Regions from separate parts of the Homo sapiens genome. Here region 1 is linked to region 2. A link is a loop called in an ENCODE intact Hi-C map of the cell type or tissue named here. Cell type or tissue: dorsolateral prefrontal cortex. All regions are shown on one strand. Links, peaks and the distances in the headings refer to the core of each region. The heading gives the core; the rest is flanking DNA. Region 1 overlaps MIR181A1HG (MIR181A1 host gene). Region 2 has its middle 81 kb from the start of MIR181B1.

Evidence for each region. Peaks named below come from ENCODE experiments on the same cell type or tissue, not always from the same donor. Only the 100,000 strongest peaks of a DNase experiment are listed, where the experiment ranks them.
Region 1: it touches region 2 in a loop (2.6-fold over the local background); 5 of 110 quality-filtered maps call a loop at or near these places.

What each region holds. Positions count from the first base shown.
Region 1 is chr1:198,842,414-198,847,803 of GRCh38, reverse strand. All of the region lies in intron 2 of MIR181A1HG (MIR181A1 host gene), which reads left to right. Among named protein-coding and RNA genes, the nearest start is that of MIR181B1, 14 kb to the left of the region's middle. In dorsolateral prefrontal cortex, for the core only: no CTCF peak of the experiment used is centred there; DNase peaks (open chromatin) are centred at 1,003 and 2,333; H3K27ac peaks cover 520 bases.
Region 2 is chr1:198,775,743-198,781,132 of GRCh38, reverse strand. No RefSeq gene overlaps it. Among named protein-coding and RNA genes, the nearest start is that of MIR181B1, 81 kb to the left of the region's middle. In dorsolateral prefrontal cortex, for the core only: no CTCF peak of the experiment used is centred there; DNase peaks (open chromatin) are centred at 2,842 and 4,225; H3K27ac peaks cover 2,003 bases.

The DNA.
Region 1 (5,390 bases), core at 238-5,237, 67 kb before region 2:
TCTTTTATGAGCTTCAACTGGTTAGAACTAGTTGTGATTAAAACTAAATTAGTTTTGAGATCTCCTAGGCAAGAGCTGCATTAGTGGAAAATTTTCCACTTAACAGATGTAAATAATAACTGGTAGAGAAGTTGGGGGCATGGATTGAGGATAAGGAGACAAAGAGCATCCCAGGCAGAGAAAATAACATGTGCAGACCCTCAATACTGGAAGAAGAAATGCAGTTCAAGGAAAGCATAGAGACTCATATAATTCGGCTGGAACAGAGCCTCCCAGGAGGCTGCTGTTACCTGAGGCTAAGGAGGTCTATGCCAAGGCCACACAAAAATGTGTAAGCCATGTTAATATTTATTCTAATGTCTCAAAGGCAATAGGAATCCAGCAAAGTGTCCTTAAATGAGTGATAGGCGCAAAGGTTGAAAGGTAGAGGATGATCTGATTTATGTTTCAAAAAAATGATCACTCTGGGATGGTTTTAATGTTGAACTAACAGGGTTTACTAGTTGAGCTGCTTATACATCGTTTAGGAGGCAATTATTATTGCCCAGAAGAGAGATGGTGGAATTCAAAACCGATGATTCCAATGAACCTGGGTGATTTCAACAATGAAAGAGAGTGAGAGTGTCAAGGGAGATTACGATTAAGGTGCCCAAATATCAAACTGCATAATATTTCATAAACATAATAACACACTATTTAACCCTTGATCCAAAGCTTTTCCATCTTAGAGATTGTGATTGGCAACCTGTAAGATAGGCCCCAAAGATCCTCATCTCCTAATATTGGTGCTTTTCTGAAATACCCTCCCTTCAACTGTAGGCTGGATCTAGAATGCAGCAGAGGTGACGGGGGCACTTCCAAGATTAGGTTACAAAAAAAAAAAAAAGGTGGTTTCTATCTTGGTTGTTCTCTTTTGCTTACCCTTGATAACTCTCTGTGAGGACAACCAGCGGCTGTGTCATGAAGCAGACTTTTGTAGAGGCCCATATGGCAAGGGATGGAGGCCAGCCAACAGCCATGTCAATGAGCTAGCAAGCAGATCCTCCCCTACTCAAATCTTGAGATGACTGAAACTTGGACCAAAATCTTGATTACAAGCCTTATGAGAGACCCTGAGCCAAGAGAAGCCAAGCCAAGCCATGTCACATTCCTGACCCACACACACGATGAGGTAAGAAGCCTTTGTTCTTTTAAGCTGCTAAGATTCAGGGTGATTTGTTACACAGCAATAGATGACTGAGAGCTTCCCAACTAAGCAAAGATTTTGCCCTTTTTTTTGCCACTGTCACTATATACTTTTAAATGTCCAGGTGCATCTCTTTACTCTTTTTCACTACTTTATTCCTTTTTACTTTCCTTATTAAATTATTTATTAAAATGTTATTTTACAGCAGTCAGTGTACAGATAGATATAATAGAACGTTTAAATGATTTCAGCTTCAATGGTTTAGAGATTGATAAAGAAAAAAGAATTGAGATAAAAAGTCTTCGTAAAGGTATCTTCTGCAAATTTGGCATGTTTAAAGAATGGATAAGCTCAAAGTACAATATATTTATCTTCTCTGTTTCATCCATTTTCAGCAAAAACTCTGGTTATATTGATTAAAAAAGTAACTGTCTTTAAGGGTGCAGTGGTTCATGCCTGTAATTCCAGCACTTTGGGAGGCCAAGGTGGGTGAATCATCTGAGCTCAGGAGTATGAGACCAGCCTGGCCAACATGGTAAAACTGTGTCTTTGCTAAACATACAAAAACTATCTGGATGTGGTGGTGCATGCCTGTAATCCCAGCTGCTAGGGAGGCTGAGTCATGAGAATAGTTTGAACCCAGGAGACAGAGGTTGCAGTGAGTCAAGATGGCACCACTTCCCTCCAGCCTGGGCGACAGAGTGAGACTCTGCCCTCCCCCCAGCCCCGGCGACCGCACACACACACACACACAAAAGTAACTGCTTTCAGATTATTGTAGTGATTATGTAATGACAGGAGAAAGACTTTTGATGTATCTCATTCATGATATTTTGCTGCTGCTAAATAAGAACGAACAGTGGCTATATAGAAGATACAAAGTTATGTCCGTGAAAACTTTGCACGCTGGATACACCAGGGCCTCAGTCTTCAGAATTTCCTCCCCATCTCTACCTTCCCCAAAGTATTTCTGAAGGGTCCTAGGAGATTTTACAAACCCAGTCAACCTGCACGCTGCATGAGCCACTTTCTTCCACTTGTCTTTTCTTTTGAATTATAACTAGTCCCATTGAGGATCACTGTTCTTTTGGCTGCATGTAATCACACCCAGCCAGCACTGCTTTCTCCTGCTGACAGAGCAATCTCACTGGGTAACAACAACATTGATGCCAAGTTCTGCCGTTTCTGGGTCCTCTCACTCCCCTGGAGTGCTGATTCAAACTGCCAGAGCTTCACCATGTAGACAATTAGGAATTTCTTTCATTTTTCAATTGAACACTCTGGTAAAATGGTACCAAAGACTTACATTTTCCCCCAATGTCATATAAAGCTTTAAAAGAGTGATTCTATTTATATAGGAAATCAAGCATAAATCCATAAGGTGGAACGAACAGACTCATCTACAGGCCATGCACCTTGCGAAATTGAAATCTGCACCTCGTTTTGACGAAGCGTTCATGATTGGGCTAAACCTAAATTTATTTTATTTTGGCTTTCTTAGATGGAGCTGCCTGCAAGGAAGTTTATCAATTCTTCATGCAATAGATTCCAGGGAAAACTTGGCCAGAATCATCTAAATCACAGCAAAGGCAACTACTTGGCCTCTAACTCCAGAGTAAAATAATAAATAATAATATATGGGTAATAGTAATAATATATATATACTAGTAATAATAGTAAAATAATAATAAAAGTAAAATAATAAAAGCAGAACTCCAAAGTAGAATAATCTTCTGTCTATTCTTTATTACTTCCTGCTAACAACAGCAACAATAACAACACCACAAATTTTAAAATGTCTCATGATTTCATGGAAAAAACATTAAATTTAAAATTTGGAAAGCATGTGTCAGCCCAGTCTTACCATGAACCACTTGTTTGATGCAAGTCAGACTGATATTCTTCCAGAATCATATATAGCAATTAATTTTCTTATCTCCAAATGAAGTCTCTGAAAGAGTGGATCTCTAAGCACTCTTGAAACTCAAGATCTCTACAATTGAATGAGAAAAAAATTGGCAAAATTATATAGGAAAAAATTATATAAATGTTAGTTAAAATCTTTGTTTTCCATCTGCTTTATTGATATGGGAATTTTTAAAATGCAAATCAATTTTTAATCACATATCCATTTATTCAACTGAGTTATAAAACAGAGGTAGAAGCATTTGCTGGGGTGCGTTAATGATCAGGTTGATCACTTGAAAATATATAGCTGAGATGAGAAAAAAATAAAACTCCAAATAAAATAAAATAGAAAATACATATTAAGGCAGGATAAGTATAAAAAAGATGTGAAAGAAATGATAATAAAAGGAAACAAATGTAATCCTGATGTTTCCATTTTTTGTACCATCTCATTTCTACTCTTTGAGGAAGTAAGCAGCAGGTTCTGGTTTCTTGATGTTTTCCTTCACACTCGTAATTCCCAGTGAGATGGAAAAAAGATTCCAGGCCAACTGATAAAAAAGGAGAACTGACAAAGACTTCAGATTTTTCGCATTGGCCTCGAATTTTATTTCCAATGATTTTATACCAAAAAATTTTCCTAAGAGCACCCCCAATGTAAATAAGATATGCCAAATGTTTATGCATGTAGGCAACCAAGAAAGACGATTTTATTGCTAAACATTTGTTTGATCTTATATAGCATTTGCATGGGTACAAAAGCTCTCTTTGAGTAATAGAAACACTGTGTGTCTTCTATTATATTTGACTCAATGCTGTCAGAAGGGTTGATAAAAAATATCAACCTAAGATTGATATTTTTATTTTTTATTTTTTGAGACACAGTTTCATTCAGTTGCCCAGGCTGGAGTGCAGTGGTGCAATCTCAGTTCACTGCAACCTCCCCCTCCCGGGTTCAAGTCATTCTCATGCTTCAGCCTCCCAAGTAGCTGGGATTACAGGCATGTACCATCATACCCGGCTAATTTTTGGATTTTTAGTAGAGATGGGGTTTCACCAGGTTGGCCAGGTTGGTCTTGAACTCCTGACCTCAAGTGATCCACCCACCTTGGCATCTCAAAGTGCTGGGATGAGAGAAAGGTGTGAGCTACCGAGCCTGGCAAGACTGGTCTTTTGAGATGTTTTTCCGACTTCTGCATTCTGGCAACTGACTGACTCCATCCAGAGCAGGACTGAACCAGTCCTGTGGCCCCCACCCAGAGGCAGACACAGTGTATGAGTACCATCCTCCACATCCTATGATTTCACCCTCAACCATTCAGCAGCACTTATTTCCTAGCCCACTGCCTGCCAAATTATCCATAAAAACCCTAGCCTCTGAGTTCTTGGGGAACTGATTTGAGTAATAACTCCAGTCCAAACACTTGACCAGCTCTGTGTTAATTAAACACTTTCTGTACTGCAATACCGTAGTCTCAGTGAATTTTTTTTTTTTTCTGTGCAGTGGGCAGGAGGAACCCATTGGATGATTATAATATTGTGACCACATAGCTACGAAAACACACATCTTCCAGCTTTGCAAACAGAATGGGATTAAGAGTGGCTCATAATGGACCCTAATTCCAACATCTTAGGTCAAGGTTCTGATTGATGAGGAGATGTAGGCTGATCACCAATCCCAATCTGGTTGGCTAGGCAGGCAGTATCAGATAAATCCATAGTTACCCTGACTGAAAGCTTGTAGTGCAGAGTGTGGAAAGAATTATTCCTCAGAAGAATGGCATGGCATTCAGAGGGTGGTGTTAGCTCGCTACAGATAAGAAGGGTATTCTGGTACAGGAAAAAATCCAGGTGCGACATCATGGAATGGTGTTATGTCCCCTTAGAGGGCATAAGTTGAATGCTTTTAGGAGACCTTCTTCATAGATAGCAGAGATGTTTGTGAAGATGGTGTAATTTGAGATCAGCAGAGTCAGAACTATATTCACCCTCAGTCCTATTATGGAGCCTAACTTTTCCATAGCTATTTTGTTTTGGTTTAGGTAAAAGCTCTTTTTAAATGTAACACAGAAGTGAGGGCAAAGTAGGGAAATTATAGGTTATCCGATTATAAGCTGTTAATAACTTTTCTCACATTAGTTTCTTTGATGAGTTATACAGTCAAGGAAAGGCTTTGGTGGAATGAGTTATAGCAGCAAGAGAATTTTGATGCCTGTTTTCATGATGTAGTGCCTACGGAAAATATCAAACAAAGTATAAAATTCTATGAAAAACAAACCATTATCCTTAGAAAGAA
Region 2 (5,390 bases), core at 114-5,113:
AGTTTTTCCTTTTTTCTTTCTCTCCCTCTCTTCCTTTCTTCCTTTATATTCCAATCTTCCCATTCCCTTAATTTATTCTTGAAATGACTAATAATTGTTTGACTCTCAAATAAACTGTAGCTAAGTATAGGAGACAAAAATATGAGTGGGATTTAAGTTAAGGGAGAAATTATATCCAAGAATAATAAATTCAAAGGGAGCAGTGAGGAGGGATCCAGAAATGATTCTTGTAGTAGGTAGCATTTGAGTTAGAACTTAAAATGACAGCTAGATTTTAGAGTGAATATCTCCAGGCTGAAGGTCTTCCAAGTAGAAGAAACGTATTGAAACAAGTTTCAAGAAGATAAAAATATAGGTGATAGCATGCAGTAAGTAGAGCATTTCAACTAGTCCATGGGGTGCACATGGTAGAGGATCCTAAGTCAGCAAAAGAGAGTGACCTTAGTGTCCTTTCCTTGTGAGTCATTGAAGAACCATGAAAAGATACGTTATAGGAAAGTTATTTAAATGTGTTAGATAAACCAAAGTTGGGAACAATTGGAGTCCAGGAAACCATAAAACAGTATTGACATAGTTTAGTCAAAAGATAGCAAGAGCATATACTAGAGCCTTGGCAGCAGGAATCAAAATAATAGACACCTGCCAGAGTCTTTGCAAAAAGACAATCAACCAGTCCTGGTAATCATGGGCAGTGAGGAAGGGGATGAGATCAAAGACAACACTGAGGCCTTGACCCTGGAAGAGTAAGAGGTTGCAAATTCCATTTACAAGGACTAGATGGGAATATCTAGTAGCGTATTGAAAATGTGAGTTTGGTCTCTCTGAGGAGCAGCTGATGCCATACAGAGGAGGAGAATGTGTAGAAGTGGGAAAATGCGAATTTGGACGCTGTAGTATAGTGGAAGCTAAGAAAATATTCACCTCATCATGGAAAATGATCAAAATCAGAGTCACCATCCTACAATTAGAAATAGGCCAGCAGGACCCCTTGTTCTTGGGGACATCAGTGTCCATCTACTAGGTCCAAAGCCCTTAGAATGTTTAATGCCGGACCATGGCATTGAGGGAAAGACAGTGGGCTGTTGGTGTCTGTAGGCCCAGGTTAGTGGAGGATGGGGATGAGGAAATTCGTCTTTATAGTGTCATATGCTACAGAAGTCAGGAACCATGAGGATTAAAATGAATTACTAAATTTAGTAATCCAGAGATTATTATTAAATTTGGAAAGACTAGTTTCAGGAGAAGATATGGGGCTAGAGATGAGAGTTCAAAGATTTGAAGAGCAACTAAGGAAGGAGAAAATGTAGACAGCTGATTTACACAATAATTTTGAGAATTTGGAGTTGATCAGGAGGGAGGTCTGGTGGGCTGAGGAGCTATGGGGGATGGAAAAATAGAGCATTGTTTTTAGAATGGGGAAAAACTTGTTTGTAATTCAGAAAGATTAAGAGAAGAAACATGTTTGAAGAAGCAGAGACTGATAAACTTGTGGAGTAGTTTGAGTCTATGAAACCAAGAATACAGGTGGAGGGGGTCTCATGCAGAAAAGAAGGCATAAGCAATGCCTAATCCTTTGAGGGAAAAGAAGGCCTGAAGGAATTGGGATATAGAGGGATTTTGAGTTAGGAAAGGACCTACCAAGGACACCCTGAATCTTGCTCTCAGTAAAGCAGAAGGAGTAGTCATCTGCTTAGAGTGATGACGGGGCCTAGTGTACTCAGAACTGAAAATCACAAAGGATTGCAAACAATTAGCTTCGCAAAATGTGATCAAGATTTAATCACCAATCTGTGGCAGTATCCATAGAAACATATCTGGTGTTTTTACAGGCATACCTCGGAGATACTGAGGGTTTGGTTCCAGTCCACCTCAATAAAGTGAGTTACACACAACTATTTTGGTTTCCTAGTGCACATAAAAGTCATGTTTATACTATACTGTAGTCTATTAAGTGTGCAATAGCATTATATCTAAAAAAAGTACTACCTTAATTAAAAATACTTTATTGCTGAAAAATGCTGACATAGAGACTTGAAGTGAGCACACATTGTTGGAAAACTGGCACCAATAGATTTGCTCGAGGCAGGGTTGCCACAAACTCAAATCTTCAGTTTATTAACATAAATCAGTATCTGCAAAGCACAGTAAAGCAACATGGAATAGAGCAAGATATACCTGTATTATTATGCTGTTGTCGATATTGCTATGGATTTGCTTAATTTCAGATTTGCTGTCCTAATAATATTAGCACTGAATAGTTGAGGGAAAAATTTCATTTTCTGCCTTACTGCTTATAAAATATGTTAATAGGTAAAAATAGAAATCAAAGCCATCTTTTCTTTTTTATGTGAAATTACAGAGTACAAGTTTAAAAAACAAGTTTTCCTTTAACTCTAGAGGCAGACCTAAATCTTGAGGGGCATAAAAAAAGATTTCACATGGGAAGCTGGATTTTTAGGCTAATGAATGCAACTCTATTTTTGATACTATGCTGTGTGTTTATATAAAATAGAGGAGCATTTTATGCCAATTAGTGGCTTGCAAACCCTATACTTTTTCCAGCAAGGACTAAGCTTGAAAAACTTGAGAAGTTAATACAGAGAAGCGTTGGCAGTGGATCATGCGGTTGGCTTGACTCAAGGCAACAAAGCTTTAGCATAAATTAGTTTTTATTTGTTAAAAGAAAAACAAATTCTGTTTGTTTTTATAATACAGTTTGTTGGTTCTTTTAATTTGGGGGAAAATTTGGGGAATTCCAGTTCTCAGAGAAGTGAGAAGCTGAGCTCAGCATGAGCCAGGCCCCGGCTTCCAGGCCCTGTGTAAACAGCCACATGCGTCTTCCTCAATACACCTCGGTTTGAGGCAGCAGGGCGGGCCTGTTATGCCTGGACCTCAGCTGAACCAAGAGTCCCAGCCAGCCAATGACTGCTGTGTGATCCACAGTAGATTATTCAGACCACCAAAGGGAGCCTGTGGCTCTTCTCCCACCAATCTTTAGCCCTGACTTTTATGTAGTGGCTGAGGAAAGCAAAATTTATAGAATGCTATTACTTTGATGGAGAGATGATCTCATCCTTTTCATTAGTTTTGCAGATAAGAAAAGTGAAAATTGGACTCAGAATTTGGCTTAGTCAAAGCAGACTGGTACAGTACCTGACAAACTCAATTCCCAAGTCAAAGGTCCTTGAATATAAGGTGTACAATCAGTAGACTCCTTTTTCAGATGTCTATGTGAGAACTACAGTAAATGAGAGGTGTGTGTGTGTGTGTGTGTGTGTGTGTGTGTGTGTGTTTTCATCCCAGTCTAGAAAAATGGCATGAAAATCAAATGATTTGCAGCACAGCTAATGGTAAAATCTTCCAAATCCAGAATTCCTGTGATCATTGTGTACTTCACTCAGCAGCATAAACCCTGGTTTTCGTGGCAATTCCCAGTTGAAGTGAAGCTAGTTGCGCCTGGGGAAACTTGATGTGATTGTTGCTAACTATTACTTATTTTCATGAGTTGGTACCATTTCAAGATTTGTGGTGCAAGGGTTTCTTTAGAAGTCTGCAGCCAGTATTAGTTCAGTCCTTTTGAACTTACAAAAGCACTGTCACATTCACAGTGCACTTGGTACTCATGATAACACTATGAAGTGTTGTGGCAAATATTGCTAGTTGTTGCCAATTTCTATGTTCTTCTTCTATAGTAACAGAATTTCTGCTTTTTGTATGGACATAAAAGCCACATATCCCAGCCTAGTTAGGTGTGGCCATATAGTTAATTATGGCCAATGGGATGAGAGTAGAGGTAATGAGGTATAAGTAGAGTTAATGTTTGTAAATTCAGTGCTCTGTCAACAAATGGGGACAGCACACTGTCTCCACTGGCTGGAATAATGCTGGGCTTGAGAAACCTTGTTCTAGGTGATTTTGAAATATTCATGAATAATAAATGCAGATTATTATCATTATAAAGATAAATGGTTGTGTGACCTTGTACACATTATTTAATCATTCTAAATTTGCTTCTCCAATCTAAATTTGAGATACTAATAGTCGCCACAAGGGATACAATAAATATTAGAAGGGACGTATATAAAGTGTGGATGACAGTGTTGTCAGTACTAATAGCAAGCAGAGCCTGGTTTTGAGAACCGTAGAGTGTGGAGGACAAGAGGGGAAGAGATACAGAGGCGACTGCAGGAGTGGGACTGAGAGGCAGCGGCCGGAGTCAGAAGGCCTTCCTCTTTCTCATGAGGTGGCTGTGGTGCATTCTTTACTGAACAGGACAAGACTCTGTGGTTAGTGCTGGAACTCTTTGTCCTGAGTTAACAGTAACAGGAAGAGTGACTCAATATCCAGCCTCAAAGGATGGAGAAGCTGAGTCTGGTTTGAAACTTCCTCTCTCAAATCAGGGTTTGTCTGGGAACTAGATGAGTAGAAATGACTGTTAGTGTGCTCCATAGAGACCAATAGGCCCAGCTAAGACAGGCTGGGTGGGAAAAAAGGCCAAGGGAATGAGAAGGTTTGGGCAACAGGAATTTTTATTAGCCTTGTGGTTTGAGCTAAGTTTTAATAGCCAGTAGACCTATGCTTGAATCCCAGATCTACTACTTAGCAACTGTTATTGGTACCAATTTCCACATCCTTAAAGTGGGAATAATAGCTACCTTTTGAGGACTGTTAATCACAGCCATCATCTACTGAATTCTTACCGTGGATCAATCACTTTCGTAAATATTTGTGTTCGTTATCTCAAGTAATCTTCACAATGCTGGAAGGTAAAAACCGTCATGATTTCCAGGTTACGGAAGAGAAAAGTGGGGCATAAGGAGGTCAGAACATAGACTCATACGATTAAACTCTACTTCTTTGTTGCTTTTCCACTTAGGATTAAATGAGAAAATATAAAGTACTTAACACAGTGGTTGGCTCATTGTCTTGAATAAATGGTAACTTTTAAATATTATCCCAATTTTAGAGATGAAAACCATGAAGCTAAGAACAGCAAAGCAAATTTCCCTGAATTGTGTGACTGTTGGTAGAACAGGGTTCACGCGTTTCACTCCACACAGTTTTGATGCATTCTGCCTTGCGCCAAAAGGGTATCCAGCAGAGTGGAAGCAGCTGCTTCACCCGGGATGGAGGAGGATGTTCAACCAGCTCTCAGAGGTCATGCCTGAACTCTAAGGACATGGCTTTATCCTTCTCAGGATGTATTCTTCGCCTGCTACATCTTGAACACAGCAACCACGAGCAGTCTTCATCCCATGACCGCTGCCCCCGCCTTGTTTCCACAGACCCAAGCTCCTGCAGTGCTCGAGTCACATGATCAAGCGCTCATTTCTGTTTGTGAAGTTTCTCAGCCAAAAGGAAAACCATTAGGTATCAAATTGCAAGTAGAA